Linked DNA regions of Homo sapiens: regions 1 and 3 are each linked to region 2. A link is a contact called in ENCODE Hi-C or POLR2A ChIA-PET data. All regions are on one chromosome and are shown on one strand. The core of a region is the stretch at or near the end of the contact, and the rest is flanking DNA. Distances in the headings are between cores, read along the strand shown.

Region 1 (3,710 bases), core at 406-2,905, 80 kb before region 2:
CCAACCACCGAATATTGGGAGATGCGATGGAATTTCGAAAACAGTGCTCTCCTATTTCTGCCCTCTAGAAAGCCCCAAAGTGCTAATCACTGCCGGGATATAGCAGATTCTGGCCCTAGTCTATTTCGGGTCCTGTATGTTTTTGCATCGTACAGTAAAAAAGAACCTGGTACTTGTGAAAAGTCCCTCACAGTGTTTAATAGAAACGTAAGTGGCTGAGTGGCCCCAATTAACACCTTATGATAAGGCATTCCTAAGATGGAGTGTCAGACACCAAATTGTGAAGAGATGTATCTAATTAATCCTCCTAGGATGACACCGATAAACAAGCCTCTATTTAAATAAAGATCAAGGGCTCGGCGCCCGGTTTGTTTACATTCTCCGCCAGGGTCTCCTAGTATGCACCGGTGCAGGCGGTGTTCCCTGCCCAGGGAGGAGATACTGGCTCGGGGGTCTGCTGGCTCGTCCTGGTTCACATCTCCGTTCTTGCCCCAAATAAACAAAAAACCACAATAAAATCAATAAATTGCAATGAAACAGGAAAAAGCAGTGCAAAGAGGACCTGACTCGGAGTTGGAAATACTGTTATTTGCCGTTTTCCACTGGTGTTCTTTCCATCACCAAACACTTTTTGGTTGTTGGTTTGCGAGGGAAAAAAGGAAGAAGGGGGGAAAGCAGCCCACATGTAGCCTCTAGAATTCTTTTCTGCTCTGGAGAGAATTCGGAGCAGGACCTTCCTCCGGTCCCCACCCCGCCCCGGCACGAGTTCGCTCTGGGTGGTTCCAGAATTCCTCCTCCTGGGTGTAGAAGCTGGGAATTGTCGGGATGTAGAGTAGCTATCCTGGGGGTGGAGTGGGGAGCCGCAGACGTCTGGAAGGGAAACTGGGAAAGGTGGGAAGAGTCAGAAAGAACTTGAGGAGGAGGGGAAGCAGCAGATTAGCGCGCCATATTTTCAGCCCATGTTTGGGCCGGATTTGGAGCCGGTTTCAAGTCTGCAGCAACGTATCTTCCAAACCTTCAATGGAGAGTTTCGAGGCTCCAAATCTGTTTTTGGTCCCGGTTTCCCTTTTTACAGCCGTCTTTGATTCGCTTTAAACCTAGGTGAAAGCAGACTCACGGTCTTCCCTCTCCTCTGCAGTCTCTTCTTTCCGAATTAAACCTGCGTAGGGGGAGGAATGTAATTTTTTAAATCTCTGCGGGTGTCATGGAAACGCTCTGGAATAAAAACTTCCCCGCATTCCCTTTGATTTTTATGGACATTCAGCTAACAGTAGGAACAAAAATTAAGATCTTTCCTTTCCCATTCGCCTGGACACTTATCTTTCCGGCTCGCGCCGCCGTGTCCTCTACCCGGCTACACAGCGACTCCAAAAGTTTAGCTTTCACCCCGCGGAGATTTCGACAGCTCTGGGAGGCTCTTTTTAAAAGGGAATTTGGAGAAATCTGTTGCTGAGCACGATTGAGTCCCACTCTATAAAATACCCATCACCCCGCCGTCATTCCTCAAGTTTACGCTTTCAAATATGCGAACCCCAAGGTCCAGCCCGGGAGTAAGCCAATCCCAGGACCCGGTCCACCGGCGCGTGTCTTGAAAAGAATGTCGGAGGTCAGATTCTCTCCTACCGCTTAGAGGCCTCGGCTCAGCGCACACATTTGGGGTTCGCAGGGCTTCCGCGCGCCGGAACCCGACCTGCGCTGGATTTTCTTCCGGGCGCAGGAGCTAAGCGATATCTTGGACAGTCTGAAGTTACAGGCACCTTTTTCTTCTCCCCCCTCTCCCCCAACAAGACGATGGGACTCCAGCCTTGCTGGTCATCGAATTTCTCCTTATTACGACTTAAATGAAAAGTAAAACACGAGACGTGGGCGAGTGCGCACACACACATCCACCCCCTTCTTCAACTCTGGGAGTCCTCTGTGTGTCGCCGAGGGCACGTATGGAGTTCGCCAAGGGAAGGATTCAGCTGCCCAAATGCTAACCAGGCCCTCAGCAATGGTCCCTAAAGTGCCCCCGCGTCACATGGATCTCTGACCGCCGCCGAAGCAATGCATTATTTCAGGCAGCATTCCCCTCCCACCAAATACACATTAAGAGACACGAGTTTAATTTTCCCCTGCCTCCTTGAAAAGCTCCGAACCCCTTCCTATAAGCCCTTGTGGGGACAGCAGGGCTTGCACAATGACTTTTGTAACTTTAAGTTCTACCCAGGTTTCCCCACACAGTTGGAGTGGAGGAGGACCCCACGCCTCACCCTTGGCCTCCAGGTCCCGCAGCAGAGTTTCCGCGCGGGTCTGCAGGCTCCTCTCTCTTCTGGGCCGCGGGCAGCCTTCGCCATCTGGTGGCCATGGAGAGTAAGGATCTCCCCAGCCGAAGAGAGCTCCTCCACTCTTAAAGCTGCTGCTTTGTCAGGTCCTGAACAGTTCCGTCAAAAAAAAAAAAAAAAAAAAAAAGAAAGAAAAAAAAGGACCCAGTGGCGCGATCTCACTGCAACCTCCGTCTCCCGGGTTCAAGTGATTCTCCTACCTCAGCCTCCCGAGTAGCTGGGACTACAGGCGTGCGCCACCACACCTGGCTGATTTTTGTATTTTTGGTAGAGGCTGGGTTTCACCATGTTGGCCAGGCTGGTCTCCAACTCCTGACCTCAGGTGATCCACCAGTCTCGGCTTCCCAAAGTGCTGGGATTACAGGTGTGAGCCGCTGAGCCCCACACTCCTACGCTTCTTTAAAAGTTTTTTAGTGTAGGGGAAGGAGCCTGGAATTTGGAGTTCTGTGACTTAAGTTCTAGTCCGCCGCCCCTTACAGCGGCATTGTCTTTAGCTTCACTGAACTTCATTTCCTCATCTGTGAAGTGGGGATTCCAACAGCACCTATCCCGGCAAAGAGTACTGAGAAGGAAGAAATGAGATTATAAATTTAACTGTTTTGTAAACTGTTGAGTAGTTCCGAATATTAGTAGGTATCACTAATTACTAATTTTATAACATGTATGATAGTAAACTTAGATGCATTAGCAAAGGAAAGTTTTTATTAATTCAGAAATAATTACAAATATTATGCAGTTTGAAAAAGTAGAGAGCAATGGACCCCCATGTGTCCACTACCAGCTACAATAACCATCAATCCATGGCCTCTCTTATTTCTTCCTGTAATCCCCACTCCACTCTTTCTGCCACGAATCCCGAAATTCCTGTCCTCTAATCCACAATTATTTCCGTACACAGCCCTTAAAGAAAAGGACTCTTTTAAAAAAAAAAAATATATATATATATATATATATATATATATATAACTGTCATGCTATTATCTCATCTAAAAAATCAACAATCATTTCTGAATATCGGGAAATATCCAGGTACGTTTTTCTGGTTGTCTCATAAAGTTGTTCTTGTTATTCTTTTTGTTTGCTTGTTCCTTACAGTTGTTTGTTTTAATCAGGATCCAAACAGGTCCCACACATGTGATTGATGTATCACTTAATTCTCTCAGTCTAGAACTCTCCCCTCTCAACTTTTCTCTTTTATTTTTCCTTGCAATTTATTGAAGAAATTGGGGCATTTGTTCTGTCTAGTTTTCCAGGTTCTGGTTTTGCTGATTGCAGTTCAGTAGTGTTAACATAGTCCTCTGATTCTTGTTTTTCCAACAAAGTGGTGTTTTATTGATCTGATCTAGATTCCACTTTTTTTTAGTAATAATATTTTATAGGTGGTAA
Region 2 (3,455 bases), core at 899-3,398:
GCAGCCCTGTCTACAGAATCCTTCATTACCCAGTTTAATCAGGAGTTTCTTGGTCTTTTATTAACTTGGTCCCAAAGAAGGAATTCAAGTCCTAGATAAGTAAATCTTCAATTTGCTATTCCCTGAAGTATGGAAATGAAGTCGGGCCAATTTTTAATCTCTGCTGCCAGAGAGGCCCTTTCTGCTAATAGATAAAAACTCTTTTGCTCAACTTAGTAATGACTTGTAGTCTTTTGGATATGGCTGATCTGAATTGGACTGAACTCCACCATATTCCTGGTGAGTGGGTCATTACTGGAATGAGACATTTGCTCTTCAGAGAACAACTTTATTTTAATTTTCCTTGAGATTGAGTCTCACTCTGTCGACCAGGCTGGAGTGCAGTGGTGCGATCTCCGCTCACTGCAATCTCCACTTCCTGGGTTCAAGCGATCCTCCTGCCTCAGCCTCCCGAGTAGCTGGGACTACAGGCAGGCGTCACCATAATTTTTGTATTTTTAGTAGAGGCATGGTTTCGCCATGTTGGCTGGGCTGGTCTCGAACTCCTGACCTCAAGTGATCTGTCCTGTTGGCTGGGCTGGTCTGGAACTCCTGACCTCAAGTGATCTGTCCTGTCCTCCCAAAGTGTTGGGATTACAGGCAAAAGCCACTGTGCCCGGCCAGAGAACAACTTTAGAATGAAGGAAATATGCAAAAGGACATCACATCAAGGATCTATTAATTACCATCTATTAATTACTATATGTGGGTAATTATGACTATTTCCCAAGCATTCTACGTTGACTGCTTGAGAGGATGTTTGTCCTGCATGGTGGAGAGTGGAGAAGGACCAGGATTCTTAGGTTAATCTATCTGTGGGTTATGACTTCCCACAATAGCCACCCCCGGCCCCCACCAGCCCTTTTATTGGCTCTGGATGGAAAATCCCTACCCATGTGATGGTCCCTGGTCTCTCCTATAGTTTGACCAACAGTTGACCCAAAAGGTTGTGGTCTTCAGCGTTTTAATCATATCCACGACTAGATACTGGGGTCTGTGTTCTTCAAAGTGTGGGGCTGCCTATTCTCCCAGGAACCAAATGGCCTCTGTCTTAAGAAACTATGCTTACTAGGAAATACCCTGCCTACCTTAGGAATAAATGCAACTTAAGGAAAAAATAAGAGAGCTGAAAAAGTTGGTGCCATTTGACAAAAAAAGGGAAGGCATGAGATTTAACTCGTGCTCAAAGCTTCTCCAATACAAAATATTTGGTCATGTATTCATAATTTGCTTGACATTTCCAGCAAAGCGAAGATGGCAATAACAAAAGGAACTTCTTACAAGAGAAGAGAAAGACCCACGGAGCTCCGGAGTTTCTGTTGGAACAAGACTCTTCTGTTTTGCTTATATACAGTTAAGCTCGTTTAGTGTCTGATCCAGTGTCTGATGTAAGCCCACGTTCTCTTCTTTGGCCTGGGCAAGTTTCTCTTCCAGGTCATCAATTGTCTTTTCCAGTTTTGCAACCGTTCTCTCTGCAAATTCAGCACGGGTCTCAGCCTCTTTCAGTTTGTCACACAGAAGTTTAATTTCTTCTTCACATTTGTCCTCCTTTTCAGAATACTTTTCAGACGCAGCCTCCAGAGATTTCAGATTGTTAGTAACATTCTTGAGTTCTTCTTCAAGGTCACCACATTTTAGTTCAGACACCTCCACACGCTCCTCTGCCCTCTCCAGCTCACCCTCCAGGAAGACCAGCTTACGAGCTACCTCCCAGTATTTGCGGTCAGCCTCTTCCGCAATGTGCTTGGCCTCTTTGAGCTGCAGCTCCTGAATTTCCATCTTCTCCTCATCCTTCATGGCCCGGTTTTCTATCACCTTCATTCCTCTCTCACTCTCATCTGCAGCTTTTTCTGCCTCCTCCAGCTTCTGCGGGGCCGTGGCCAGTCTTTCCTGAGCCCTGTCCAACTTCTCCTCAACGAGCTGGATGCGTCGGTTGAGGGCGGCCACATCACCTTTAGCTTTCTCGCGCCGCTCACACTCACCGCCCAGCTCCCGCTGCAGGCCCTGCGCGGTCTTACGCCTCGTCCGCCTGCTGCTGCAGGGCCTAGATCTGGCGTTTCACTGCCTCCAGGTAGCTGAGGCCGGCCATGGCGCGGAGGCAGCGGCGGCGCGGAGGCAGCGGCGGCGCGGAGGCAGCGGCGGCGCGGAGGCAGCGGCGGCGCGGAGGCAGCGGCGGACGCTCGGCTGGGCTCGGCTGGGCTCCGGCGAGAGCTGCACTGCCGCGCCCTGGCCCCCCAAGCCTTTGCCTGCGCGGGGGCCGCCCCCGCCTCTCCCCGCCCCCCGGGCCGGCTGCCGTCGGGGCGATGAGGTCGCCCGGCCGGACCGCCGACGTCAGCACCGCTGGCGGCTATCATTTTCTTAGGACGTGGTCTGACTTTCCTTTTTAACTCCAGCTTCCATTACGATTGGCATCATTTTATTTCTAGCACCCTGGAAGCTGTATCCACAACAATGAGACCTAGATATAAGTCCTCTAGACACCCCACGTTCTCCCAGTAAGTTCTGCTTTGCAGTTGGAGGGTATTTATGGTCAAGGCCAAATGGCAGACCAGCAAATGATCTCATTCTTCCTGGACCACCTTTGCCCACAGAAAAGCATTTTGTGATCCAGATGAGATCTATCTCTCCATATACAAAAAAAAAAAAAGGTTTTGTCCACATATATAAAATGGTCATAGTGACTCCTTAACCATAAAGTAACATATATAAGACACAAATTATCAAACCCTGATTACAGCTGAGTTATCACTAGGCGCATCAGGCGCAGCGCCTAAAACTCATGATAGCTTTAGAAATCAATAAAAACATTTTAATTTTAATTTCTTTTAAAATTGGAAGAAAAAATAAATATAATAATATGAATATGATAATAAAAGCCACCTGGATTTTATATATATACATATATATATATTTTTTTTTTTTTTTTTTGAGGTGGAGTCTTGCTCTTTCCAACAGGCTGGAGTGCAGTGGCGCGATCTCAGCTCACTGCAAGCTCCGCCTCCTGGGTTCATGCCATTCTCCTGCCTCAGCCTCCCAAGTAGCTGGGACTACAGGCGCCCACCACCACGCCCAGCTAATTTTTTGTATTTTTAGTAGAGACAGGGTTTCACCGTGTTAGCCAGGATGGTCTCCATCTCCTGACCTTGTGATCGGCCTGCCTCGGCCTCCCAAAGTGCTGGGATTGCATGCCTGAGCCACTGCGCCCGGCTGGATTATATTCATTTTATACTGGTATAGTCATAAAATATAATTTTAAATTTTTTTGGAAGGAAGAAAGTGGACCATGAAGGTAAAAATGCCTAGGGCATGTGAAAGTCATAATACAACCCTGGCTATAATCAGAGAGGGTCATTCTCTCAAAGTCTTCCACAACCTGGCCTCACCCCACATGTATAGCCTATGTCTAATTTTCCTCT
Region 3 (3,214 bases), core at 21-2,520, 110 kb after region 2:
AATCTGATTGAGAGAGTGGAGGTACAAGCTGGCACGGCAGGATCCGCAAGCTGTGGCCAATCCGAAGCCCAGCATTGGAGGATGCATAGCAGGGCAAACCCTGTAGGCCACGGGGCCAGGACAAGGGCCTGGGACAAGCTTGGAGGCATCGACCAGGGTGTCCACCTAAATGGCATTTTTGATCATTCTGTTGACTCCATTAACAGAGTCACTGATAGAGTTATGAGGGGCTTAATGAATATAGTATATAGTGAATATAGTGTAATAAACGTGTAGATTGTGGCTGGGCATGGTGGCTCATGGCTGTAATCCCAGCACTTTTGAAGGCCAACACAGGAGGATTACTTGAGGCCAGGAGTTGGAGGCTAGAGTGAGCCATGATCCCACCACTGTACTCCAGCCTGGGTGACAGAGCTAAACTGTCTCTTAAAAAAAAAAATAAAAATGTAGATGCTAATTGCTATCCATTTTCAGCAATGAGAATCCCTTGAATGTTTACAAGGTACCAGGTCAAATTTTGAGACTTGCCATCTGGTAGTGTTCCTTGGATTGCTTGAACTCATACTGGTAAAGGCATATCAGTCATTATCAGTTGTTATTCCATCTTTGTTTGAGAACTAAGTTTGGATTAAGTAACCTTTTGAAAAACCTAGATTTGTTCTGCTTTTTTATTTTGTCCATGGAAAATCATTTCAGTTGTTTTTAGGCCTGGCTTTCTTCTGGGCTTGGCATTTCAGATTTGCTTCTAATCTGTGAATAACTAACCAAATTAATGGGCTGCTTTGAGCATCATTTTTAACTGGAGAGACGGAAATTCCATCATGCTTCAGATCATAAGTCTTGTTGCCAAAAAGTTTCCCCAAGTGACAGCAGTTACGTATTTGAGATTTATTGGCAAGTTTGGGTGTCCCAGAGTGATATGAGTAGGAAAATGAACACTTTAAGGCAAATCCTGAACTGATTCAGAGAGACTGCTCCAATCTTTTGAGGTTACTTGTCCTTATAGGAAGTGTGTGTGTGTGTGTGTGTGTGTGTGTGTGTGTGTGTGTGCTGTCTTCTGGAATTAGGGAAAATATAGCCATTGGTGTATTAGGTTCAATACTGAATAGAAGTTCCTCCCTCTGGTCACAAAAAGAAATGGCCAACATTGCAGTTTTCAGTTCAGTTAAACTCATAAACAAATTTCAAAATCTTTCATCTGAGATATTTTTATGAGTAGGCACAGGGTTTCTGAATGCATCATACAATTGGATCGAAGCCTAGAAAGTCACTCCGGTGTGTTTGAACAAACTAGCCCACGAGTACCATATTTTTTATATTGGAACATTCCTTTGCCTTTTTAAAGTGACCCAGCATCTATCTTATCCGTTTTTCACATTCTGGAGTAGTTGAAGTAGATTTGTCACAAAGTCTTTTCAAAAACTTTACTTTTGTCCTTTTGCAAGGCTAGAAAGCAATAAATCAAGAGGATAAATCTTGGATCTGCAACTCAAACTGGATAAAAAACTTTTGTAGCTTATAGAATTCTCTTTCTCTCACATACACAAACAGACACATATGCACAGTGGGTCAATTATGAGTGTTATTATTTATGGAGTTAACATTGTCAAATGGGCATATTGCATTATACTTATGATGCAGGTAATATATGCATACATACATATCTTGTCTGCTTTAGTTAATCATATAGTGAGATGAACTATGTTGCTATGAGAAGACAGAATTAGGTAAAATACAGTTAATCTGATGATTTCAAATGTTTTCAGAATGACTACAATTATTCAGTCATTAAACATTTGGATATTTCCTAGATGTCCCAGACTCTGTTCTAGGATCTGGGAATATAAAGTTTTTTTTTTGTTTTGTTTTTTTAAAGCTATGTCCCAGCTGGGCACAGTGGCTCATACCTGTAATCCCAGCACTTTGGGAGGTGAGTAGATCACCTGAGGTCAAGAGTTCGACCTGGCCATCATGGTGAAACCGTGTCTCTACTAAAAATGCAAAAATTAGCTGGGGGTGGTGGTGGGCACCTGTAATCCCAGCTACTTGGGAGGCTGAGGCAGGAGAATTGCTTGAACCCGGGAGACAGAGGTTGCAGTGAGCCAAGATTCCGCCACTGCACTCCAGCCCGGGTGACAGAAAGAGACTCCATTCAAAAAAAAAAAAAAAAAAAAGCTATAGGAGACAGTGCATATAAATTATGATTAATGAGACAAATGCTATAAGAAATTTTTGAGCAAAGGGAGTAAAGAGTTAAGCTAGCTAACGTGCATGGGAAAGTTTTCAGAGAAGGAAATCATTTCATTTGAAACTTGAAGTGTTAGTAGAACAAGCCTGGTTTAGAAAGCGGTCAAGTGCATTCCTGGAAGAGGTGCTATAGCACATCAGTAGGATTCAACCAGATCTGATTTCCTTTTTTTTTTTCTTTTGAGACGGAGTTTTGCTCTTGTTGCCCAGGCTGGAGTGCAATGGCACGATCTCGGCTCACTGCAACCTCTGCCTCCCGGGTTCAAGTGATTCTCCTGCTTCAGCCTCCCGAGTAGCTGGGATTACAGACATGCACCACCACACCAGGCTATTTTTGTATTTTCAGTAGACGTGGGATTTCTCCATGTTGGTCAAGCTGGTCTCGAACTCTCGACCTCAGGTGATCCGCCCGCCTCAGCTTCCCAAAGTGCCGGGGTTATAGGCATGAGCCACTGCGCCTGGCCCAGATCTGATTTCTAAGGTGAGCAAAATATAAATTAATTGAATTTTATGAGCTGAGTATTTGTATTTATTGAGCCAATCTTGGAGTCAGACTCCTCTCTCTCTCACATATAACATACCCAAGCTTTTGGCAAATCTATCAACTCTGTGTTCAAAACATATCCCAAATCCAACCATTTCTCCCCATCTTCATGGCTACTAGCCTGGTTCAAGTCACCATCAATTCTCACCTGACTACTACAGAAACATCCTAATTGGTTGTGTTGGTTCTCCGTTGCTGTGTAACAAATTGCCACACACTTAATAGCTTAAAACCACACACATTTATTATCTCACTGTTCCCGTGGGTCAGGAGTCTGAAAATGGCTTAACCAGATACTCAGCTTACAGCCTCCACAATCTGTAATCAAGATGTAGGCTTGCTATATTCTCATCTGAGGGATTGACTAGGGAAGAATTTAACTCCAAGCTCATTCAAATTGTTGGTAAAGTCAACTCTTTGTGG

The links. Hi-C counts contacts between places; a loop is a spot of excess contacts on that map. ChIA-PET counts read pairs that join two places held with the same protein, here RNA polymerase II (POLR2A). Pooled maps may share reads with other maps.
Region 1: a pooled map shows a loop between it and region 2 (2.8-fold over the local background). The contact joins the promoter of LINC02084 here to the enhancer-like site in region 2. A Hi-C loop is called at or near these places in 5 of 50 pooled maps. POLR2A ChIA-PET finds 5 or more read pairs at or near these places in 3 of 52 experiments (AG04449, CD8-positive, alpha-beta memory T cell and GM12878).
Region 3: a map of endothelial cell of umbilical vein shows a loop between it and region 2 (9-fold over the local background). The contact joins two enhancer-like sites. A Hi-C loop is called at or near these places in 9 of 168 maps with a recorded cell type or tissue (PC-3, Panc1, aorta and 6 more) and 19 of 50 pooled maps. POLR2A ChIA-PET finds 5 or more read pairs at or near these places in 12 of 52 experiments (A549, AG04450, CD4-positive, alpha-beta memory T cell and 8 more).

What each region holds. Positions count from the first base shown.
Region 1 is chr3:27,710,864-27,714,573 of GRCh38, reverse strand. LINC02084 (long intergenic non-protein coding RNA 2084) reads right to left here and starts at 1,655. Exons shown (of 2, transcript XR_007095851.1): 1 at 1,532-1,655; 2 at 174-1,417. It also overlaps the pseudogene KIAA1143P2. RefSeq lists enhancers at 1-485, 1,157-1,842.
Region 2 is chr3:27,631,649-27,635,103 of GRCh38, reverse strand. It overlaps the pseudogene TPM4P2. Among named protein-coding and RNA genes, the nearest start is that of LINC02084, 80 kb to the left of the region's middle. Within about 2 kb of position 2,148, at least 17 of the 41 ENCODE cell types and tissues checked have a DNase peak (open chromatin) inside an H3K27ac peak, as active enhancers do.
Region 3 is chr3:27,521,892-27,525,105 of GRCh38, reverse strand. No RefSeq gene overlaps it. Among named protein-coding and RNA genes, the nearest start is that of SLC4A7, 39 kb to the right of the region's middle. Within about 2 kb of position 1,270, at least 5 of the 41 ENCODE cell types and tissues checked have a DNase peak (open chromatin) inside an H3K27ac peak, as active enhancers do.